3 separate regions of the Homo sapiens genome follow, and all the other regions are linked to region 2. The links are chromatin loops, found by intact Hi-C in ENCODE. Cell type or tissue: OCI-LY7. All regions are shown on one strand.

Region 1 (8,000 bases), 270 kb before region 2:
TGATCAACCTACCCTGTAGCTTATTCAGGACTACTCCCCTATCCCTTATCCTCCACCCCCTACTCCTAATCCACCAGGGATCTGTAGGGACTCATACTTCTGGCAGACCTGTGACCATCTCTGAGTTCCACTCAAGGCGTAAGCGCTCTCTGGTTCTCTTTCCTCTCCCATCCTCTCATCCCCATCTGTTGTTTTCTCTTCCTTAGGTCAGCCCCTCTCTATACTCTTTCCTTGTGTTCTTTGCAATTTACCCTCTAAAAATATTCAACTGCATGGCTTTGCCAGATGCAAATTCTTAATCTTCCTTGTACTAAATCTACGTTTTCACAGTTCCATACATCTTCTTTCTCTGCCTTCACCATTTCCGCTTATCTTTTAATTTTAACTGAAAATCGTAACGGATCTCTATCCATTATGCAGCCCTTTCAAGTGGAGACTGTTTATTCTCTCACCATCTCCCTGGAAAGAGCATTCAGAGCATTTCACTCTCCACCATTTCTAGCCCATCACTCTTCCAACATTGTACAAACAAATCCATGCTCCTTTGAGGATAATGCTATTGGGCTGTACTCTTGACATCTCTTTGTTGCTGTCATTTATACACTTCTCTGACTCACAGACTTTCCCTTCTCTCCAATCGTGCTGAAATTCCAGGTGGTTTCAGCATCTATTTGGTGCACCCACTCAACACTCTGGCCTCTCAGTTTCTTGATCTCCCTGGTATCAATACTTTTCATCTCCATCTGTTTTAGTCTGTTTTCTGTTGCTGTAATGGAATACCACAGACTGGGTAATTGATAAGGAAATTATAACCTCACTTCCCATTTAAACAAAAAATAGAAGCCATCAGATACAAATTCTTAATCTTCCCTGTACTAAATCTATAAACTTATTTCTGATTGCAGAATTTTTTCCTCCTTTCATCTTGTCACATTTTTCTTCCCCAAAAGGGTAATTTTCCCTGTGTTCTGAATTTCTTTCCCTCAGGTCTTAGGGTACTTACTTGGCTTGATCACATCCTGTACCATTTGTCTCTGCCTCTCTACTGGTTTCTTTCCATGAGCATTTTAAGCATGTTCAGAAAGGGCATCGTTTTGCAGTTTGTTTTCAAATCTTGCAAGGACATATGTGGGCTAGCAGTTGCCTGCTATTTGGGTGCCCTGTGATGACCACTTATTTAGCTTGATTGTAAGTTCTGTAAGGTCTCCAACCATGTCTGTCTTGAGTATAAATCACAGAGCTCAGCGCAAAATAAATATTCATAAATGTCATTGATGAACACTCACAGTCACTAAGTATTTTCTCTGATCTCTGATTTGCCTTCACCACTGCCCTGTGAAAGAGGTCATATTATCATCCCCATTTTCCATGACAGTCAGCTGATAGGATGTAAGCTTCTCTCAGGGCCACAGTTTCTTAGTACAAAGCAGGATCCAAACCCACTCCTTCTAATTTTGAATTGAGTGTTCCTTCCTCTCTGTCAGATGCTCAGTAATCATGCCGTGTCTTACTCATTTTCCTGGCCTTGTGTGTGTTTAAAGTCTTGTTTCCTCGACAAGAGGTTCTCTTTTTTTTTTTTTTCAATTCCCATTTATTTTTGGCTCTTGGGGCGATGTCATCTTTTCAGTATGAAAAAAAGCAGCAAGTTCAACACAAAATAGAAATCTCAAATGTAGGATAGAACAAAACCAAGTGTGTGGGGGGGGGGAAGCAACAGCAAAAGGAAGAAATGAGATGTTGTGAAAAAGATGGAGGAGGGTTCCCCTCTCCTCTGAGGATTGACTCAAACACTGATGTGGCAGTATACACCATTCCACAGTCAGGGATGTTCCTTCTTTTTAGGGGGTAAGAAAAAGTGGGGATTAAGAGGACATTTCTGGAGGCTTAGGGACCAAGGCTGGACTCTTTCCCCCACTCCTTGATCCCTTTCTCTGATCAGGGGAAAGGAGCTCGAGTGAGGGAGGTAGAGTTGGAAAGGAAAGGATTCCACTTGACAGAGTGGGACAGACACCTCCAAAGAGTAGAGCTTAGAGGGAGATTGAAAGTGGAGATAATACTGCTGACACCTCTCTTGAAGCTGAGATGGGAAATGGACATACTTAGAAATTAGTGACTTTAATAGCCTGGATTTCCCTCTCCAAAACTTTTAGAATGGAAAATCCCATCCCCTTCCTTATATAGTGACTTCTACCCACTGCCTTCTACCATCTTCTACTTTGGGCTTAGGATGGTGGCCATTATCTACATGGGTTTTCAGCACCTGGTTGGTTCTAAATGGCATCTGGATGAGACCCAGCTTCTTGGAGATTTTTAAGAGAGAAATATTAACTGGACAGATGGAAGGAATGGGCACCAGAAGGAAATACAGGGTCACCCAGAATGGCAGAAACCTAGGTTTCCCAGAGTGGAAAGAGAGAGGAGACATTCAACAAACAAGTATTTATTGAGTGCCTACTATGTGCCAGGCACTGTTCTAGACCTCCCCAGAAGAAAAAACAAAAAACAAGATAGAGGCAGCAAACACAAATTCTGAGGGAGAGGAAAGGGGCAGTTGAGTAAGATGGCTAAGGGAACTGAAAAGCCTGAGGTGATGGGGGCTCTGTCATAGGCCTCGTCTTCGGCCTCCTCAACAAAATCCTCCTCCTCTTCTGCGGTGGCATCCTGGTACTCTGATACTCAGAGACGAGGTCGTTCACGTTGCTCTCAGCCTCGGTGAACTCCATCTAGTCCATGCCCTCGCCTGTGTACCAGTGGAGGAAGGCCTTCCTGCCGAACATGGCAGTGAACTGCTCCAAGATGCGCTTGAAGAGCTCCTGGATGGCCGAGCTATTGCCAATGAAGGTGACTGCCATCTTGAGGCCACGAGGTGGGATGTCACAGACAGCTGTCTTGACGTTGTTGGGGATCCATTCCACAAAGTAGCTGCTGTTCTTGTTCTGCACGTTAAGCATCTGCTCATCGACCTCCTTCATGGATATCCGACCATGGAAGACAGCAGCCACGGTGAGGTATCGGCCGTGGCGGGGGTCACAGGCAGCCATCATGTTCTCAAAAAGAGGTTCTCTAAAGGCAGGGTCCAGGCTAAGCTCACAGCAGGTACTCATATTCTTTCCTAGGCTTTTATTTATACTTTTTTTATTTTCCAGTTAACACTTGGTTAGCATATGGTAATTGTTTTTCTGAAACTTTGAAGTGCGTGGTTAGTTCATTATTTCTCCACTGGAGGGCAAGCTTTCCAACTCAAATTTTACTTTTCTGATTCCTTGAGAATGAAAAGAAGGACCGTATGTTGACCAGAGTTGTTGTTTTAATTGTCTCAGGGAAATGAGATTGTTGCTGTGTGTTGGAAGTGTCTGTATTTCCTCCTTGTATAATATATAGATTTCTGATCCAATACATCCTGATCATTGCCTTCTGCAGAGGTTAAAAATCCCAGATACAGCCTTTGCTATGTGTAAAGCCCATGACCTGGCCAATGTGTCTGAGTGCAGTTTTGTGTGGGAGAGGGCCCTGATACAAGAGCGGAAAGAATGGGGACTGGTCGCAGGCAAGTCACACCCTCCCTGGCCCCTTATTCCTCGCCTGTAGCGTGAGGAGGGTTATCTAGGTAACAGCATCCCATGATTCTGGGCCCACAAACCAGAAGGCTCTGAGAGTCAAAGACTGTGTCAGACCCATTTTGATTACCCCACAAGTCCCCACCCTGCCACAGTTCACTGAGCCCTCAAGACAGAACAATCCTGTGACCAGATGTGCAGCTCTTTTCCACACATGAACCAATTCTCCAACACCAGCTGAGTGTCCTACAATTCAACTGAATCCTGACACTGTTTACCTGAAGTCAGCATCCGACCCCGCAGGTGAAGGGCTCAGTCCCACAAGACCATCCCCTCTTCAGATGCAGATCGCAAGTCCAGGCCTCTGCTCCTTCTGACCGACCAGCTATAAATCACGGCTTCCCATGACTCCTTCTTTGGGTTCCATCATTTGCTTGAATGGCTTACAGAACTCAGGGAAATAGTTATATTTCCCATTTATCATAAAGGATATTACAAAAGACACAGATGAAGAGATGCACAGAGTGAATTGTGTGGGAAGGGGCATGAGTTTCCCTGTCATCTCCGGGTGCCTCGCTCAACACTTCCAAGTGTTCAGCAACCTGAGAGCTCTCCAAACCCTGTCATTTTAGGTTTTTATGGAGGCTTCTTTACTAGGCATGATTGATCACATCCTTGGCATTAGTGATTAACTCAACCTTCAGTCCTCCCAGATCCCTGGAGGTGGAGGCTGGCTGAAAGTTCCACCCCTCTAATCATGTGGCTGGTAACCAGCGTTCCCCGCCCACCAGATGTCTCATTAGCATAAAGAAGACATTGACACAACACTTTAGAGATTTCAAGAGTTTTGGGAACTGTGTGCCAGGAAACGGAACAAAGAACGACTATTTATATTTCACAAAATCACAATCTCCAAGAGTTATGCCTGAGCAGCCATCTCCTAATTGAAGGAGTAGGATGACCAATCATGGTTCTGTGCACCGTTTAGTCAACTCAGCCCTCATCCTGGGCTGCTGTGTTTAGACAATGGGAGTTTTGAATATGGGACAAAAGTGAACCAAGCTTTTTAATGCAGCAGTGTGACTTGTTCCACATAGAAGAATATGGCAACCCTGTACATGCGAATTTAGCTTCCAACAGTTATCCTGCACATGGGGGTTCTGAGTTCCCCCTTGCATCCCCAGGTCTACCTCTTGGCTTTGCTGCAAGGCATCTATCTGTCTGCAGGTTCTGAGGAATGTGTCTCAGCACAACTGCCCATCCTCAGCTTCAGTCGCTGGGGGATCTGAGAGTCATGTGAACCTGACCCAGCCTCTCCCAAAAGTGATGATCATCCGCCAGTTTGCCAGGATAGCTGAGTAACTCATTCGGTGAGTTCTTAGCCACTCTTATCTTCCTCCATCATCACAGCTGGGGGAGAGGTTTAATTAGGAGCATGTTGTACCACTTTGGTGAGGGTCTCACCTGAGTTGGGGAGAGGCACCTGGAGTCAGAGTATACTTTGAGAGCATCATAAGATTCTGATCTGTTTATCTCTACTTACAAGAGGAGTCATTTTGTTAGCAGAAATGATAACTGTATTTTCCAAACAGGGAAATAAAAAAGAATTTTTTTAAAAAAGAAAAAATGATAACTACCTTATCTACATAATGTGAAATGGCAACCATTGACAACAAACAAAATAAGAGAACTAAGCAAGATTGTCTGTTGGTGACTTCCAGTAATATTAATTTGTACTTTTTTCTCCCCTCATTTATGAGCACATACATTGTAGCAGGAATAAAAGCTTCAGGAATATTTTGCGGCAGAAAAAGTTGAAATGGAAAAAAACATCATTAGTTGCTTATTTCCCACCAATAGAGTAAGGCTGCCATTATTCCATTTCATTGGCAAACGTTTGTATCTAGCTGAAAACCTTCCCAGACCCTCCAGGAGCAGAGATTGAGGACCACTGCATTAAACCTTTAAGGCTGGTCTGCTGCCTCTGATGGAGTTAATCTGCTTCACATATGTGTTGAGCTACCTTACAGCACTTATATACCTCATTTCTGGCACACTAACTTGCTGGGGCGTTATCTGGATTCATGTCTTATCACTGTGACTGGACTGTAAGCTCCTTGAGCCAGGGTGAGCGACACTGCCTGGCTTTGGATTCCTTTTCTGCCACTTAACAGAGGTGTTATCTTTGGCATGTTAGTGAATCTCTCTGTTACTGGAAAGGGTTCCGGATCCAGACCCCAAGAGAGGGTTCTTGGATCTTCCACAAGAAAGAATTTGAGGAAAGTCCACAGAGTAAAGTGAAAGCAAGTTTATTAAGAAAGTAAAGAAATAGGGAATGGCTACTCCATAGATAGAGCAGCCCTGAGAGCTCCTGGTTGCCCATTTTTATAGTTATTTCTTGATTATATGCTAAACAAGGGGTGAATTATTCATGCCTCCCCTTTTCAGACTATATAGGGTAACTTCCTGATGTTGCCATGGCATTTGTAAATTGTCATGGTGCTGGTGGGAGTGTAGCAGTGAGGATGACCAGAGGTCAGTCTCGTCACCATCTTAGTTTTGGTGGGTCTTAGCTGGTTTCTTTACTGCAACCTGTTTTATCAGCAAGGTCTTTATGACTTGTACCTTGTGCCAACCTCCAATCTCATCCTGTCACTCAGAATGCCAAACTGGCTGGGAATGCAGCCCAGCAGGTCTCAGCTTTATTTTACCCAGCCCCTGCTCAAGATAGAGTCACTCTGGTTCAAACGCCTCTAACATCTCTATGCCTCAGTTTCCTTATCTACAAAATAGGGCACTGGTATACCTTCTTCATAGGACTGCAGTGAGGACTAAACGTATGTAAAGCACTTCAATTGCCATCATCATTGTTATTATTCTTTTTGTATCTCCACCTCACCTTGCCAGGGCTCTGGCATCCTACAAGGACTTGGGATCCTAATGGATTCTACAGATCAAGGTGGATTTCCATTGTGCCTTGAGTTATTATTATTTTTTTAGACAATAGGAACTCTGTGGCTAGCCCCTCTCCTGGGACCTCTGAGGCCTCTAGTGCTCTAATACCCAGAAGGAAACTGAACGCTGTGAGAACATCTCCGGGAGTTTAAGAAACCCATAACCGGGCCCTTCACAGAGATTATTTTTTTTCTTAATTATCAGTGTGTAGTAATGGTCTAACTATATTCCATAAGCCAACTAAAGAAAACAGGTTTACAAAGTCTAGCAATTCTACCAACACCCTACATTAAACTGTAGAGAGAAATACTCTAAAAGATGATGATCAGAGGTTTGGATTTACTTGGCCTGGGATAGAAGCTGGGCAATGACATTTCTTTTAAAAACCAGTGTGGCCCTGGCAGAGAACCAGTGTTTGGCTCTGGGACAGTGATTCTCCATGCTGGCTGCACATTCTAATCTCTTGAAGTGAGTTAAAAAATATACATCATGCTCAGGACTCTCCCTCCAGATATTCTGATTCAATTGATCTGACCAGGGTGGGACCTGGGTGTAGTTTGTTTTTAAAAGCTCCTCCGGGGTTCTAATGTGCAGCTGGGACTGAGACTCTCTTCTCTGGGAGGTGACAAGATAGGAGATGAAGAGCTTGCAGAGGGTGAAGAGGCTGTGTTGGGTTGGGGGTTAGTAGCAGGAGGATCAAGGGAGACCATTCACTGCTGTATTTGAAAGCAGCATCTTCCTAGTTCTTGAATCTCTTCCCAGCACATGATCTGAGACTAGGGCATGGAGGAAAGAACACAGGTTTTGGAGTAAGATGGGTTTGGTGCTGCCCTTCAAGTTGGATAACTTTGGGCAAGTCATTTATCCACTGTGTCTCCTGGGTGATGCAGTTAGAATTTGGTCTGATTGTAGTCCATCTGGCAGCATTCTGTACTTAGGAGCTGTTATCCTTAGTTTAGTAAGGATTTGAGCCTCTTTTTTAAAATTTTTATTTATTTATTTATTTGAAAGGTAGCTGGTTAGAACCTTCTGAGCCCAAGGAGGCAATTGCATCTTAAAAGCAATTTGTTTATGGGCTGGATGTTGCAATCAGAGGCTCCAGATGGGTCCTCCCACAGCCCCAAAGGCCCCTGACAGTGTTTCCTGAACCAAAGACCAAAGAGCCAGACTAAACCTCAAAAAGCATATGAAAAATCATGAATGTTTAAGCTGGGTGCGGTGGTGTGTACCTGTAGTCCCAGCTATTCAGGAAACTGAGGTGGGAGGAAGCCTTGATCTCAAGAGTTCAAGGCCAGCATGGGCAACATAGCAAGACCTCCATCTCTAAAAAAAAATTGTGAATGTGTATATAAAAAGATAAAGATAAAAATTCAATGGCTTTAGGTAACATTTCATAATTTTTCTTTCTTTCTTTCTTTTTTAGACAGGATCTCACTCCTGTAGCCCAGGCCAGAGTGCAGCGGCACGATCGCGGCTCACTGCAGCCTC
Region 2 (8,000 bases):
ATGCCTGTAATCCCAGCATTTTGGGAGGCCAAGGCGGGTGGATCACATGAGGCCAGGAGTTCGATACCAGCTTGGCCAACATGGTGAAACCTCGTCTCTACTAAAAATCCAAAAAGTAGCTGGGCGTGGTGGGGGGGTGCCTGTAATCCCAGCTACTTGGGAGGCTGAGGCACGAGAATCACTTGAACCCGGGAGGCGGAGTTGCAGTGAGCTGAGATTGCGCCACTGCAGTCCAGCCTGGGTGATGGGGGACACTCTGTCTCAACAACAATAACAACAACAAAAACATAGGGCAGTAGATTTCTTTAAACAGATTTCATTATGATTACAAAAAAGGAATATTAATATTTTAAACCAAAAGGAATTATGAGATATCAGTTAGCTAAAATAAATATTTAACTTTTCCTACTTTAAAGTTTTACTCTTTACAAACCTCCTAGTTTTAATAATTGTAAAATGAACACTAGTAATTATTTAATGACAAGAATATGTCCTATAGTAAAATGCAAAGGAATAAATAGGTTTATTTGCTGTATTAGATGAATAATATATGAATTATAGTCAGGCAGATAATAATATTATCTGTATTTCTGGTGAGGTAGTTTTACTTCGTGTTTCTTTGTGAATCATTTTGATTAGAGTAGATTTTTCCATTAGTATTTTGAGTATTGATCATTTTTGTTTAGTACTGTTAGTATTCATCACAAGTTGATTGTTTTTTCATTTCCAAAGGTTTATTGCTGGGGGGTGAGGGGAGAATGTTATTTTTTTCTACTGAAATGCACCTCTAACTTTATAATATCTGGTAATGGTGAAACAGAATTCACTTCTAGTAACAAGACCTAAGCCACAGAATTTCAGAGTTGGAAGAAAATATGCTGGATACTTTAGGCCCACATTCAGCCTCACTCTGAGAAGGGCAGCATTCCACCACCAGGGGTAGCTTGCACAAGTTAGGTACAAATTTAAGTGATCACTGCAACACGTGTTGTGCCTTTACAAAGCTGGCTGGGACGGGAAATAATCTAATTCCTTGGATTGTTCATTGTAATTTACGTTAAGTTATGAACCTAGTATTAGCCCCTCCCCTTCAAAGGGTCATTATACATACTCAACAAGTTTTCTAAATTTTAAAGTTAATTCGGTAGCTCTTTATAAATTTTAAAATTAGTTCACCATATAATCTTTAATCTATAATAGATAATAGGAGAAATCTATAATCTTTCTATTATTGTACAGATTTATTATCATAAATAATAATATTGTATACTTATATACTACTTTACAGTTCACAAAATGCTTGAACATGTTATCTCATTTGGGTTTTACAACAATCCTGTGAGGTAGCTGCTATAGTCAGTTCTATTTTACAGATGGGGAAATGGAGCTTCAGAGAGGTTAAATGATAGCCTAAGATCACTGGATAGAACTTGGAATCAAACTTGGTTTTGGCTACCTGGCTCAGAGGTGTTTATTCCATAGCCACAAACTAACAAGCGTAGAAACATGAACCAGGGTGGGATTGATCCCTATTTGATTCTTTGCCAACCTAGGCAATAGTCACTAGTGAAGAGTGAGCTCATTTACAGATACAAAAGGCTCAGCCTGGAAAACTCCAAAGGATTCTCCAGTTTTATCATCCCTCTGAGGGACCTCGTAAAAGCTTTAAATAGCCAAATTAATTGTACATCCATTTACTGATTTACTGATTCATCAAGAATTTATTGAAATCTGACCAGGTGTCAGGCTCCTAGGTGGGTGCTGGGGGTGCCAGCCTAAGTGGGACATACACTCTGCTCTGGGGGAACTTGCCCTTCTGACACATGTCAAAGTCAGAGATCACAGCATGATCAAGGCATAGGGATGCCGAGGAGGGAGGGATGTGTTTTGCTGAGGGTAGACAGGCTGCATCCAAGGAGGGCTTAGGGAGACATTGGCATGCAGCCTTAAAGGAAGAGACACAGGAGTGTGTATGGGCATTCCAGGCAGGGGCCAATGTGAGTGAAGGTGTGGGGTCTGATAAGGCATATTTAAGGGGTGTGTGGACACTGCTTTAGCTTCATTCTTCTCATTCTTACAACCAGAGGATTTTGCTTTGTCACTCATAAAATGCGTAATAAATATAAACAGAAACCAAAACAACATGGTACTGGTACAAAAACAGATACATAGACCAATGGAACATGTGAGAGAAGCCAGAAACAAAGCCACACACCTACAGCCATCTGATCTTTGACAAAGCCAACAAAAAAAAAAGCAATGGGGAAAGGATTGAGGATTGCTTTGACTATTGAGGCTCTCTTTTGGTTCCATACAAATTGTAAAATAGCTTTTCCTAATTTTGTGAAAAATGACATTGGTAGTTTGACAGGAATAGCATTGTATCTGTAAATTGCTTTGGACAGTATCTCCTTTATTTTCCCCCTTTCCTTCCCTCTGATTTCAGGAGATTCCATTTAAAAAAATTATCTTAGAGTGAGAATATAATAGTGTAGAAAGCAGAGGTAGACTGCCCATCTTTTTGGCTTTTGTATTCCAAACCAGGAGTTGGCAAACTTTTCTATAAAAAGCCACGTAGTAAATATTTTAGGCTTTACAGGCCATATGGTCTTTGTTGCAACTACTCAACTGTGCCTTTGTAGTGCAAAAGCAGACACAGACAATACATAAATGAATGAGTGTAGCTGTGTTTCAATAAAACTTTATGGACACCAAAATTTGAATTTCATAAAATTTTCATATGCCATGAAATATAATTATTTTTATCAACTGATTTTTTCCAACTGTTAAAGTTTTTTTTCCAAAAAAATCTTAGTTTGTGGGCCTACAGAAAAAGGTGGTGCAATTTGCCAGTCCCTGTTTTAATTGCTTAGGGAACCTAAGGGACTCTTCTAGAGCTTGTAAGCAAATTTAGCAACACAGGAAAGCCTGGAAGAGAATGGGGCTTCATTTCTCAATCCTGCTCCACCCTGGTGTGAGAAAAGAGATATCAGCAGGTCCTGCCATCCCACAAATGTGTGTACTGTCATTACTCCCAGTGTGAAACATTCTGAATTTGCTGCTAAAATTTCAAATTAATGAGATTTCACTTAAAAATCTAGATTTTGGTCTTCTCTTGAAAATGGGAGGATAAGGCCAAATTGGGGCCAGATTCTCACATGGCAACAGCTAGGTAGTGACTGCCTTCCTATATGGGGCACAACTTCCTGTTCACCTGAGACCCTCCTGGCCTGTGTCCCCATCCACATTGCCTGTCTGGCACCTATAAGCATTTAGTCTAAATTCTACTAAGCAGAGACATCTGTTTTCTTCTCTAAGGGCACAACTTCCATTAAAACTAATCTTTTGGTCCTAGGGAAGCCACATGGGGAAGAGGCATACAAACACGGGCTTCTGAGTTAGATAAACCTAGGCTGAAATCTCAGCTTTGTTCTTTGTTAGCAGAGTGAGCCTGGACAAATTACTTACTCCCAACCTCAGAATGGGAGCAATAATATATACACCTGAAATGGTGGTTGTAATGATCATGTGAGAGAATGTATCAGAAGCAGCTAGCACATACTCAGCAGTTAATTAAAAGAAGAATCACTACAATGGAGAAGTTCTTTGATGTGTATCTTTTAGTTTTAGACCCTGTATTCATTGTTGCCTTTTGTGGAAGGACCTGAAGGATGAGCTTACAATCTACCTTATTTTATAAAAAAAAAGAAATTAAGGCCCAGAGAGGTGAAATGACTACTTAAAACCAACTAGTGATGGAACCAGAAAGAGGATTTGGGTTTCTTAATTTTTAGTCAGAGGAAATTTCTCTGTGCTACAATACCTCACTAAAATTTCTGAATTCTTTCATAAAAGCCTTTCATTTGATAGCCAAAAGATCTTCTGATAGAAAGGACATTGACTCAAGATTTCTGGCTAGCCTAGTGACGATGCTTTTATATTACAACTTCCAAATATAGTGAAATGACAAGAATTTGTCATTAGTTGTTGAAGTTCCAGTATTTATTTGAAATACTCCTGTTCTAAGCTCACCGACACCCTCCTGTGGTCAGTGGAAATAATAATTCCAGTCAAACAAACAAGAAAAATCTGGAGCTATTTAAAGTTAATGGTTAAATGTAACAAGATAGATAGATGTCAAATAACATAATACAAATTCACTATAATTACATTATTTTAGGTCCTAGCCATTGCACAGAGCAAAGATTACTTGTCTATCTCTGACCAAATCTTTAATGAGATTGATAGATTATAATGGATGTTTTCCTTAGGGCTTGTTCACAATAAAACTGCCTGTTATAAATTAATGTAAAAAAATCAGTAGTATTTCTATATACCAGTAACGTCCAAGCTGAAGGCCAAATCAAGAACACAATCCCATTCACAATAGCCACAAACAGAATAAAATACCTAAGAATACAGCTAATCAGCGAGATAAAAGATTTCTACAAATTACAGAACTACAAAATACTGCTGAAAGAAATCAGAGATAACGCAGACAAATAGAAAAACATTCTATGCTCATGGATAGGAAGAATCAGTATTGTTAAAATGGCCACACTGCCCAAAGCAATTTATAGATTCAATACTATTCCTATCAAACTACCATTGGCATTCTTCATAGAATTAGAAAAAACTATTTTACAATTCATATGGAACCAAAAAAAGAGCCTGAATAGCCAAAGCAATCCTAAGTAAAAAGAACAAAGCTGGAGGCATCAAATTATCCAACTTCAAACTATACTACAAGGCTACAGTAACCAAAACAGCACCATACTGGTACAAAAACAGACACATAGACCAATGGAACAGAATAGAGAACCCAGAAACAAAGTTGCCCACCTATAGCCATATGATTCTCGACAAAGTCAACAAAAACAAGCAATGGGGAAAGAACTCTACTCAATAAGTGGTGCTGGGATAAGTAGCTGGCCGTATGCAGAAGATTGAAACTGGACCTCTTCCTTTTACTACATACAGAAATAAACTCAAAATGGATTAAAGACTTAAATCTAAGACCTAAAACTATAACAACCTAGAAGAAAACTAGGAAATACCATTCTGGACATCAGCCTTGGCAAAGAATTTATGACTAGGTCCCCAAAAGCAATTGCAACAAAAACAAAAATTGACTCATAAAAACAAACACACACACAAAGGGAGAAGAGAACACACTCTGTTACCTTAGAATGCCAACTAATAAATGTCAAAGGAATACTGGAATCAGAAAAATCACCACTTTGCAACTATAGTGATAATAACTGATTCAAGCAAGAATCATGAACAGATGATAAAATTAATGGATGAAAGTTTGATGAAACAAGATTCACATCATCTTCAAATATATGCCCACAAAACACATTATAAAGGAAAAAATAGTAATGTCACAGTGGAGACATCACCCTAACCAAATGTTCAAAGTTAACATCACCAGCAATGGGACAAATTGACATCATGTGTCACCTAGTAGAGCAGTCCCCAACATTTTTGGCCCCAGGACCTGGTTTCGTGGAACAATTTTTCCAGGGACAGGGTAGAGGGAATGGTTTCAGGATAAAACTGTTCCACGTCAGATCATCAGGCATTAGATTCTCATAAGGAGGACACAATTTACATTCCTCGCATGCACAGTTCACACAAGAGGGTTCACGCTCCTGTGAGAATCTACTGCTGCTGGCGAGCTGCTGGTCTGACAGGAGACAGCACTCTGGTGATGATGATCACCTGCCAGCTCCTCACTTCTTGCTGTGTGGGCCTGGGGCACTGGGGACTCCTGATCTAACAGGACACATTGAGAACACAGCATTATTGTGATGTTCCTGCCAATGATGCGTAAGCTGGATCTAAAAACAGAAAACATCAGATGAACCCAGACTGAGGGATGTTCTACAAAATCACTGGCCTATAAGTCTTCAAAAATGTCAAGGTCATGAAAGTCAAGGAAAGATGAGGAACTGTTCAGATTGAAAGACACCAAAGAGACATGTAAAGTAAATGTAATACATGATCTGCAATTGCTTCCTTTTTCTATAAAGGATGTTATTGAGACATCTGAAATTTGAATAAGGTCTGTGGGTTACACATTAATGCTATATCAATGTTAACTTCCTGATTTTGAGGTCTGTGTTGTTGGTTACGTTAGGAGAATGCTCTTGTGAGGAAAAACTGAAATTTTTTTTTTTTTTTTTTGAGACAGAGTCTCGCTCGTGGCCCAAGATGGAGTGCAGCGGCATGCTCTTGGCTCACTGCAACCTCCGCCCCCTGGGTTCAAGCAATTCTCCTGCCTCAGCCTCTCTAGTAGCTGGGATTACAGGCATGTGCTACCATGCTCAGCTAATTTTTATATTTTAGGAGAGATGGGGTTTCGCCATGTTGGCCAGGCTGGTCTCAAACTCCTGACGTCAGTTGATCCGCCCACTTCAGCCTCCCAAAGTGCTGGAATTACAGGCGTGAGCCACCACGCCCAGCCAGTATTTAGAGGTAATGGGGCATCATGTCTACAACTCACATTTAAGTGGTTCACGAAAAATAATGTAGATATATAATATATATCCACACATACAGAGAGACAGAGAGAGAGAGAGAGAGAGAGAGAGAGAAAGTAAAAGGTTTTAACAATGTAATTATATTTTATGAAAAAATGGTTACATTATATCTGGGGACAGAAATTATAGAGTTTGGATTTAAGACTCTGGTGATGGAATGAGTTTTTTTTCCTATTATTTTTATCAGCAAGTGCCCTTGGTGAACATATGCTCCTTTTAAACTCGCCAAAGATTAGAAGATATTAGTGATATCTTCCTCAGAGGTTGAAGAATCAAGACCTGTCCTGTAAAGGAAATGCTATTGCAATTTTAGAGAAGCCATATTATATAAATAAGTATTGAAAATACATTTGTATAGTCTATCTATCTATCTAAATATTTCTTGAGCTGGGCTTAGGTGAGAAGGAGCTATATTCAGAATCTTAAAGTATGTTCCTGTTTTATCTTGAAAGCAGTCAGAGGCCTTCCCTACCATCAAACCAGAGGCACAAAAGAGATGTACATCTGATTTTTAAACTTCGAAATAATTATGGGCTACAAAAGAAGAAACATTGTTATTTTAAGACTAAGGGAGTCATAATTACAATAATGGCGACTATTTACTGCTGTGAAATAGTCCTTACAGATTGTTGAGAGTAACCCGAAGCAGACTGGAACACATGAACTTGTTTCCGATATTGTGTCAGATTTTTCTCTTTCTGAGTAATGACTTATATGTAAATATGAAGGCAGAGCAGTTGAGGGAATGATGACTTACAATCAAATGCAGCACTTTCCTCTTTGGCTTGTGCAAAACCTATTTAAGTTTCAGATTTTCCTACGAGGGTTCTACAGATGTTCTTTATGGAAAGGATTATTCAGCCCTCACCAGCAACGTGAAATGTAGGCCCTTCAACAGCTTTGTATTCCCCTCTTAAAACAAACATCCCGAAGAAAAAAATAATAAAAATTATCCAATATGAGTGAGCTCTTTTTCTTGGGGGGTAAGGGGATTCCCACTGTTATGCTACCAGAACACTGTCAAGGAAGACTTGACGAATTTCATTCAGAACCCCAGCAACTGGAAAGTCTCATATGAATTAGACTGGACTAGAGAGTATTTATTTCTGCTCTCTGTATAATTAGAAAACCAAGTATATATTTCTGAGCTATTCATCCAAGGAATTAAATGGAAGATAAAATTAATGGATACTATATCACCATTGGCCTAATTACCATATATTAGGTAAGGATCATGCTTCATGATTGTCTTGTTGAGTGCAAAACAATAAATCTGACAATTCAAGTAAATCTGAAGTCCCGGACTCCAAGAAGTCCTAACTTAGAGGAAAGATCATTAGCTATCACTTGGAAGGAGCTGGCTCTTGCTGTCAAAACCACTAAAAAATAAAAATAAAAATAAAAATCACATGGTCATGCGTGTTGTTCATCCAGCATTTCTTCTGGGGTGCTCCC
Region 3 (8,000 bases), 150 kb before region 2:
TGACCCAGCGACTCCTCAGCTGCACACAATTGGACAGGAAGCAGGCCTGGCACTTCTTATGTCCTATGCAGGTTTTGCTTGGCCAGCTTGGTAGATGGGGTTTTACAGGGAGAGCGGCCAAGCTGGTTCTGTGCCTTCTCTGTTTTTTCCACCTTTGACCCAGCATTAACTCTAGGAGATTTCCCCTCCCCCAGCTACTCACTAGCCCAGCTCAGCCCCATTGGTAAAAATGTGGAGCTGTCACCAAGTCCATCACCATCTCCCCTTGCTTCCACCTTCCTGTCCTGTCTCAAGTCCACGTGTTCTCTCCATCCCAGCCACCCCTGCCTTAGCTCAGCTCCGGGTTAAGTCTCACCTGGGTCACCAGTCTCTGTTCTTCTCACTGCTGAATCCGCTGATGACATCACCACCAGTGTGACACCTGATGGCCTCACCATCACCTGCTTAAAACCATTCCATGCTTTCCCATGGGCTTAAAGATAGATTTTAAAACAACAGCTTCACTGAATATCTTCATTAATATATAATTCAAATATCACAGAGTCCACTCTTGAAAAGTACAATTCAGGCCGGGTATGGTGGCTCACGCCTGTAATCCCAGCACTTTGGGAAGCCTAGGTGGGTGGATTGCGTGAGTCCAGGAATTCGAGACCAGCCTTGGCAACATGGGGAAACCCCGTCTCTACAAAAAATACAAAAGTTAGCCGGGCGTGGTCATGCACGCATGTAGTCCCAGCTACTCAGGTGGCTGAGGTGGGAGGATGGCATGAACTTGGGAGTCTAGGCCATTGTAAGCTGAGATCACACCACTGTACTCCAGCCTGGGTGACAGAGAGAGAGAGACCCTGTCTCAAAAAGAAAAGTATACAATTCTGTTGTCTTTAGTGTAGTCACTTGGTTGTATAATCGTCATCACTAGCTAACTCCACGTTTTCACCACGTCAAAAAAGAAACCCTTCATCCATTAGCACTCACTCCCCAATCTGCCTTCCCCCCAGCCCCAGACAACCACGAATCTACTTCTCCCTCTACGGGTTTGCTTATTCTGCATATTTTATATTAGTGGAATCACACAATATGCAGTCTTTTGTGTCTGGTTTCTTTCATTTAGCACAATGTTTTCAAGGCTGGTCTGGGCTATAACATGTATCCGTATTTTATTCCTTTTCATGGCTAATTGGCATTTGATGGTGTTGCTATGCCACATTTTGTTTATCCATTCATCAGCTGATGAACATTTTGGTTGTTTCTGCTTTTTGGTGATTATGAATAGTTCTGCCATGAACACTTGTGTACAGGTTTTTGTGGGGGCCTACGTTTTCGTTTGTTTTGTGTAACTAACTAGGAGTGGAGTTTCTGGGTATCTTATGGTGTTTAAGGATCCATTTCAACGCCTTACTGTGAGGCCAGGGCCCTGCCCATTCAGAGCCTGCCACGCCCTGGCCCAGACTCCACTCCTGTCTTGCCAGAGCAGATGACTGCAACACTCAGAACATACCACACCCGACACTTCCTGCCATCCACCCCCTCTGCATGGCCTGCCTCTCTCCAGCCTCTGCACCTGGATAACTCCTTCAAAGCTCAGTTCAGGCATCACCACTAACAGGGAATTCTCCAGTGAACAAAACAAAATCCCTGCTCTTGTGGAACTCTTGTTGGAGAGAAGTGAAATAGGTAAAAAGAAATAAAAGTATGTATTAACAGGCATACATGTTATGCACCCAACTGTTTACCAAAAATTTAAGCTTCCCTTTCCACAGTGTGGAATTGTTGCTATCCCAACAGGAATAAGGTTTCTATTTTCCAGCCTTCTTTCTATCTGGATGTGACCACGTCATGAATTCTTGTTAGTGGGATGGAAGTAGAGAGATGTGTGTCACTTCTGGGATTGGGCTTTTAAGAAGTGGGTGGGTTTTTGCCATACTCTCTCTTCTATTCTGCAGTTTGGGTGCAGGGGACTTTGAGGCACTAGGAATGGCAGGTCTGCAGGATGGCAGGAGCCTGAGTGCCTGAATCACCACATGGAAGCCACCCATATGCTCACCAGGAGCACCACATCAGGCTGATGGAGGATGAGGATCCAACTCCTATTGTCTTGGGCCACTGAAGTGTTGAGTTCCTTTCTGAAGGCAGTTAGTGTTTCCCTCATACAATTAAAAATGAAAGGATTTTTCCATCAGGTAGTCAGACATAGTTCATCTTTTCTGGAGCAGAAAAGAGGATGTGAACTTTTACTTGCTTCCTGCTTTGGTGCCTTTTGTGTGAGGGTCTGCTAAGTCAACCCTGAAAAATTTTCCACCTGTCAAAAATATTCCCAAGCCCGGTGCGGTGGCTCACGTCTCTAATCCCAGCACTTTGGGAGGTCGAGGCTGGCAGATTGCTTGAGCTCAGGAGTTCAAGACTGGCCTGAGCAACATGGCAAAACCCTGTCTCTACCAGAAAATACAAAAATACAAACATTAGCCAGATGTGGTAGTGCACATCTGTAGCCCAGCTACTGGGAAGGCTGAGATGAGAGAATTCCTTGAACTCAGGAGGTCGAGGCTGCAGTGAGCCATGATGGCATCACTGTACTCCAGCCTGGGCAACACAGTGACACCCTGTCTCAAAAAAAAAATTCTCAAGGTACCCTCAGCAGATCCAGTCAAACGAGAGGAAGCATGGATTTTTGGGAAGGGGAGAGAAATGGGGTTTCTGCCTTTTATAGTAATGACCCCCTCCCACCAGTTCCCAAGTCTCCTCACCTAAACATATACAATTTACTCATGTAACTGTCTGCAGGCCGAGACATATTTTCTACACCAGAGTTTTGGAAATGAGCTCTCAAACCCTGTGATAGCAGAGCTCTAGGTAAATGAAAACATGGCCTGTGCCCCAGGCCTGCTGTTCTCTCCTTGAAGCTCATCTCTGCACATTGCGCATGTTCAACTTGCTGAGCAGGAAAAGAAGATCCCAGGTGGAGACACGGGAGGGGGTTACATCTCACTCGAGAGCACAGCGTCCCCACTCTCACCTTAATTGGCTCTGCTCTGCTCAAATTCTCTCCTCACAGCCTCTTTGCCTCCTCTTTATTCCCTCCTCCCCTCCCCTTCCCTGGTCCCACCTGTTCATCTCGGCCTCATGCCTCTTCAGGAAGTTGCCTCTGCCCAGTGTGGGACCCCCTCTTTTGGGTCTCTCCCTCCTTTTTTCATATACAAAGCATCAGTATTTCCATTTTACCCCCTTAATCCTAGTTACACAAATTAACTTTCTCTGAATCCACCCTTAAACAAAGTAGAGCAAGGGCGTTATAAATAACCATAAGGTTGTTTATCCTAGCAGGAACTCAAAAAATGCCTATTTTCATTCTTTCTTTCTGTCTTTTACATGCCCAAAACATCTGCCACAGTATAAACAGTCAACACATCCTTATCAAATGCAACCAAGGGGCTTTGGAAATATATTGGAAACACATTGAATGTACCAAAAGAAGGCACAATTTAAGGTGGAGTTGTGATGGCAACTAGCATCTTATTCAGTTGCATGAAAGATTTTAAGTTGATTCAACCAAGGATGCAGAAGGAAAGAGCTGCTTTGCACCACGTGGTGGCATCTAACAGATACCAACAGGTGTTCCTGGCTTATCGCTAGGTGATTGTGGTTTCGCATTTAAGTTCACGGGCCACCAACACCTGCGATTTTGCATATTCCTGCTCAGACCACAAAAATCTTTATTATAACGTTTGAGTACCCTGGAGTGGATAACTCCAAACTGACCCAAACACCGTCCTTCCATCTTCAAGGTGAGTCCAGTCTTTTAAGCGTTTTAAATTCTGTAGACATGAGACGTGTGATGCAGGGTGCCTGCTCCTTAGAGTTCACAAGGATTGGGTATCTTCCAGCTTGGAGATAATAGTTTTCCCATCAAGTTGTCGTTACTATTATTATTCTTTTATCATTTTTTTTTAGAGACAGGGTCTCGCTGTGTCACCCAGGCTGGATTGCAGTGGTGCAATCATAACTCATTGCAGCCTCGAACTCTTGGACTCAAGCAATCCTCCTGCCACGGCCCCTCATCATTATAGCCAAACTTTATTGAGCATTACGATGTGGCAGGCACTGTCCTAAGCACTTTGAGATTTTATCTCACAATATCCACGCAACTGTCCTAGGAGGTAGCTACTATTGTTGTCCCTATTTTACCAAGGAGGAACCTGAGGAGTTAATCCATTTGTCTAAGGTCACTTGGTAAGTAAAAATTGGAAGACAGGCTTCCAGGTCTATCAGACTCCAAAGATCTGCACTCTGAACCCCCGTGTTTCTCAGCAGGTGGAACACCTGACTTTTATGAGTGACACAAGTATAAAGTTGGAATGCAAATCATTACTCTGGTGCATCCCTGGGCCCCCAGCAGTATGGCTGGTTTGGTTCAGGGCCTTTGTTGAAGGTTCAGGTCTGCTTCGCAGATGGCTTGAAAAGGAGGATGAAGAGGAAGGGGAGGAAGAGGAGGAGAAGTAAGTTGCTTTTAGGCTGTATTTAGCATATTCTAAGGCAATTAGTGAATGCTCTTTTTTGTGTTTCAGATGAATGGTGGCCCCTTCAGTGATGATAGAATCCACCAGTCTCCCATTTAGAAGGAACCTAACAACATGTAGTTGAGGCTTCTGCCTCCAGGAAAGATTGGAGAGATGACCCTCCAGACCTGTTTCCTTATCACTACAAATGGGCTTAGGGGTGCAGGCAGACCGATGGCCTTGAGGCCTGTATTAGTCCATTTTCATACTGCTGTGAAGAAATACCTGAGACTAGGTAATTTATAAAGAAAAAGAGGTTTAATGGGCTCACAGTTTCACATGGCTAAGGAGGCCTCACAATCATGGCGGAAGGCAAAGGAGGAGCAAAGGCACACCTTACATAGTGGCAGGCAAGAGAGCATGTGTAGGGAAATTGCCTTTTAAAAAACCATCAGCTCTCGTGAGACTTATTCACTATCATGAGAACAGCATGGGAAAAACCCTCCCCCATGATTCAATTACTTCCCACCAGATCCCTCCCATGACACGTGGGGATTATGGGAGCTACAATTCAAGATGAGATTTGGGTGGGGACACAGCCAAATCATATCAAGGCCCTTTCTGGACTGGGTTAGAAGGCTGGGAGAGGTGCCAGCCTCTGGTGTTCCTCTGTAGAGTAAAGCCAAGGATTCCATCTTCTCCCTAGGATGATGTCCATTATCTGATAACCTATCAAGGTGATCTCCGGCTGCAGTCTCTCCTCTGGAGGAGATGGGTAGAAGAAATGCTTGAAGTTCTGGGGATCTGGGGGCTGGGTTGCAACAGAGCTGTTGAGAAGGTAACTAGGAACAGGAGCTGTCCATTAGATTTTGGTTGAACCACTATGGAAAACAGTGTGGACATTTCTTAAAGAACTAAAAGTAGAACTACAATTTGATCCAACAATCTTACTACTGGGTATCTACCCAGAAGAAAAGAAGTCATTATATGAAAAAGATACTTGCACACATGTTTATAGCAGCACAATTCATAATTGCAAAAACATGGAACCAACCCAAATGCCCATCAATCAACAAGTGGATAAAGAACCTGTGGTATATATATACAATGGAATACTACTCAGCCATAAAAAGGAATGAGTTAATGGCATTTGCAGTGACCTGGATGGGATTGGAGACTATTATTCTAAGTGAAGCCACTCAGGAATGGAAAAATGTTCTCACTCATAAGTGTGAGATAAGCTATGAGAATACAAAGGCATAAGAATGACACATGGGACTTTGGGGACTCAGGGGAAAAGGATGGGAAGGGGAATGAGGGATAAAAGACTACAAATAAGGTGCAGTGTATACTGCATTGGGAGATGGATGCATAAAATCTCACAAATCACCACTAAAGAACTCACTCGTGTAACCAAAAACTACCTGTTCCCCAATAACCTATGGAAATTAAAAAAAAAAAAAAAGATTTTGGCTGAGGAATCTGCTCTTGGTAAATTAACTTTCACCTTCCATGTTTGCATTTTGATTTGTTTTTCCTTCCTTATTGGTTGTGATAGATTGATTTATTGGCCCTGATTCTTCACTCTTTCCCGTGTTCACACCTCTACCCATGTGACTTGGCAGTTCCACCCACTAGAGGCAGATCTTACTTGTTCCTCAGCTTTGGGCTCACCCTGTGACTGGCTTGGTCAATGGGCTGTTAACAGATATGTGAGCAGGACTTAATATGTGTTTGCATGGTTAGGCTTATTTTTTCAGGCCTTTGCCACCATCATGAGAAAAACATGCCAAGCTTGCCCACTGGTCCAAGGAGAATAAGGGATGTGTGGATAAGATCTGATCTCAATTTGCAGCTTAGAGCTATTCAGCCAAGCTCAGCCTGTATCAGATGGCCCTCCAGCCAATAAACAGATGCATGAGCAAAATGCATGCTTGTTAGGATGTGTCACTGAGATTTTGTGGTTGTATGTTATGTTGCTATGGCTGACTGATAAATTAGTTAAAGTTCCTTTTGACGCACTCCAATGTTCTCTTTGCTGAATTTATAAGTAAAAGTATTTCCCAAACTTTGGTTAGGGTATCTGCTGGAATCTAGATGCTCCTAAGTCCAGGAGGCCATCTCCAAATCCTGGGGAGGGCTGCAGCAAGTCTAGAAAGAAAGAAAGAGGATTTAGGAAATGCTAATCAACCTGGAATAAGAATCTGTTCTTACGCTTTGAAAAGTTTGTTGTAAAATGAATGCTTCCATTTTATCTTTAGGTCAAAACTGTAGAATGTTCAGCTCTGATGAGATAAACTGAGGCTGCTTGGGAGAGAATTTTTGGATCTGCCTGGAATTTGTGCAATCTGAAATGAAGACCATGGAGGCTCTATGTGAACCACGAGACTAGAAAGAATGATGCCCATTCTCCTGCTTCCAGGAAGGACTGTATTTTTACACATAGTATTTTTGTTCTGACTATGACAAAAATACATACACATTTTGGAAAGTACAGAAAATAATAAAGAAAATGAAAACAATCTACAATTCTACTACCCAAAGATGATTACGATTGGCATTTGAAATTTTCTGAGTTTACAAAAAAATGCCTTTTATCCTGCCTTTTAAAAAATGCATAGCATTATATCTGAAGAATTCTTTCATGTTGTTAAAGACTCTTTGTAAACATTAGTTTCAAGGAATGATACTATTTCGGAGATGGTTTTCCTGTTATTTGTGTTACCAATTCCCTAATGTTAGGAATTTAGTTATTTTCAATTTTTCACAAGGGTAAATAATGCTTAAATAAGCATTTTTACACACATTTTTGTTACTTATTTATTTTTAAGACAAGTTCTTGTTCTGTCACCCAGGCTGGAGTGCAGTGGTGCAATCACAGCTCACTGTATCCTTGACCTCCCAGGCTCAAGTGATCCTTCCACCTCAGCCTTCCTAGTAGCTGGGACTACAAGTCTGCACCACCAAGCTTGGCTAATTTTTTATATCTATTTTTAGTAAAGATGAGGTCTCACTATGTTGCCCAAGCTGGTCTCAAACTCCCGAGCTCAAGCTCCTCCCATCTTAGCTCCCAATGTGCTGGGATTCGAGGTTTGAGCCACTGCACCTGGCCCTGGCCTGTTAGTTTTTATTGTTATCTTAGAACAGATTACTAAATGTATAAAAGGAACACACACACACACACACACACACACACACACACATATATATGTGTGTGTTAGTCTGTTTTCATGCTTCTGATAAAAACATACCCAAGACTGGGAGACTGGGCAATTTACAAAAGAAAGAGGTTTATTGGACTTACAGTTTCACATGGCTGGGGAGGCCTCACAATCATGGCAGAAGGCAAGGAGGAGCAAGTCACATATTATGTGGATGGCAGCAAGCAAAGAGAGAGCTTGTGCAGAGAAATTCCCATTTTTAAAACCATCAGATCTCATGAGACCCATTCACTCTCATGAGAACAGCATGGGAAAGACCCGCCCCCATGGTTCAATCATATCCCAC

Evidence for each region. Hi-C counts contacts between places; a loop is a spot of excess contacts. Peaks named below come from ENCODE experiments on the same cell type or tissue, not always from the same donor. Only the 100,000 strongest peaks of a DNase experiment are listed, where the experiment ranks them.
Region 1: it touches region 2 in a loop (15-fold over the local background); 23 of 110 quality-filtered maps call a loop at or near these places.
Region 3: a loop joins it to region 2, with 8 times the contacts of the local background. A loop is called at or near these places in 7 of 110 quality-filtered maps.

The regions. Positions count from the first base shown.
Region 1 is chr13:41,382,107-41,390,106 of GRCh38, forward strand. It overlaps the pseudogene TUBBP2. Among named protein-coding and RNA genes, the nearest start is that of RGCC, 71 kb to the right of the region's middle. In OCI-LY7, a CTCF peak has its summit at 3,214 (motif pointing right); a DNase peak (open chromatin) is centred at 3,215.
Region 2 is chr13:41,648,920-41,656,919 of GRCh38, forward strand. All of the region lies in intron 37 of VWA8 (von Willebrand factor A domain containing 8), which reads right to left. Among named protein-coding and RNA genes, the nearest start is that of MIR5006, 85 kb to the left of the region's middle. In OCI-LY7, CTCF peaks have their summits at 921 (motif pointing right), 1,122, 4,040 and 4,253; DNase peaks (open chromatin) are centred at 932, 3,192, 4,022, 5,732 and 1 weaker place; H3K4me3 peaks cover 718 bases; H3K27ac peaks cover 2,946 bases.
Region 3 is chr13:41,499,236-41,507,235 of GRCh38, forward strand. No RefSeq gene overlaps it. Among named protein-coding and RNA genes, the nearest start is that of RGCC, 46 kb to the left of the region's middle. In OCI-LY7, a CTCF peak has its summit at 3,589; DNase peaks (open chromatin) are centred at 1,476, 3,036, 3,626, 4,356 and 1 weaker place; H3K4me3 peaks cover 4,375 bases; H3K27ac peaks cover 5,930 bases.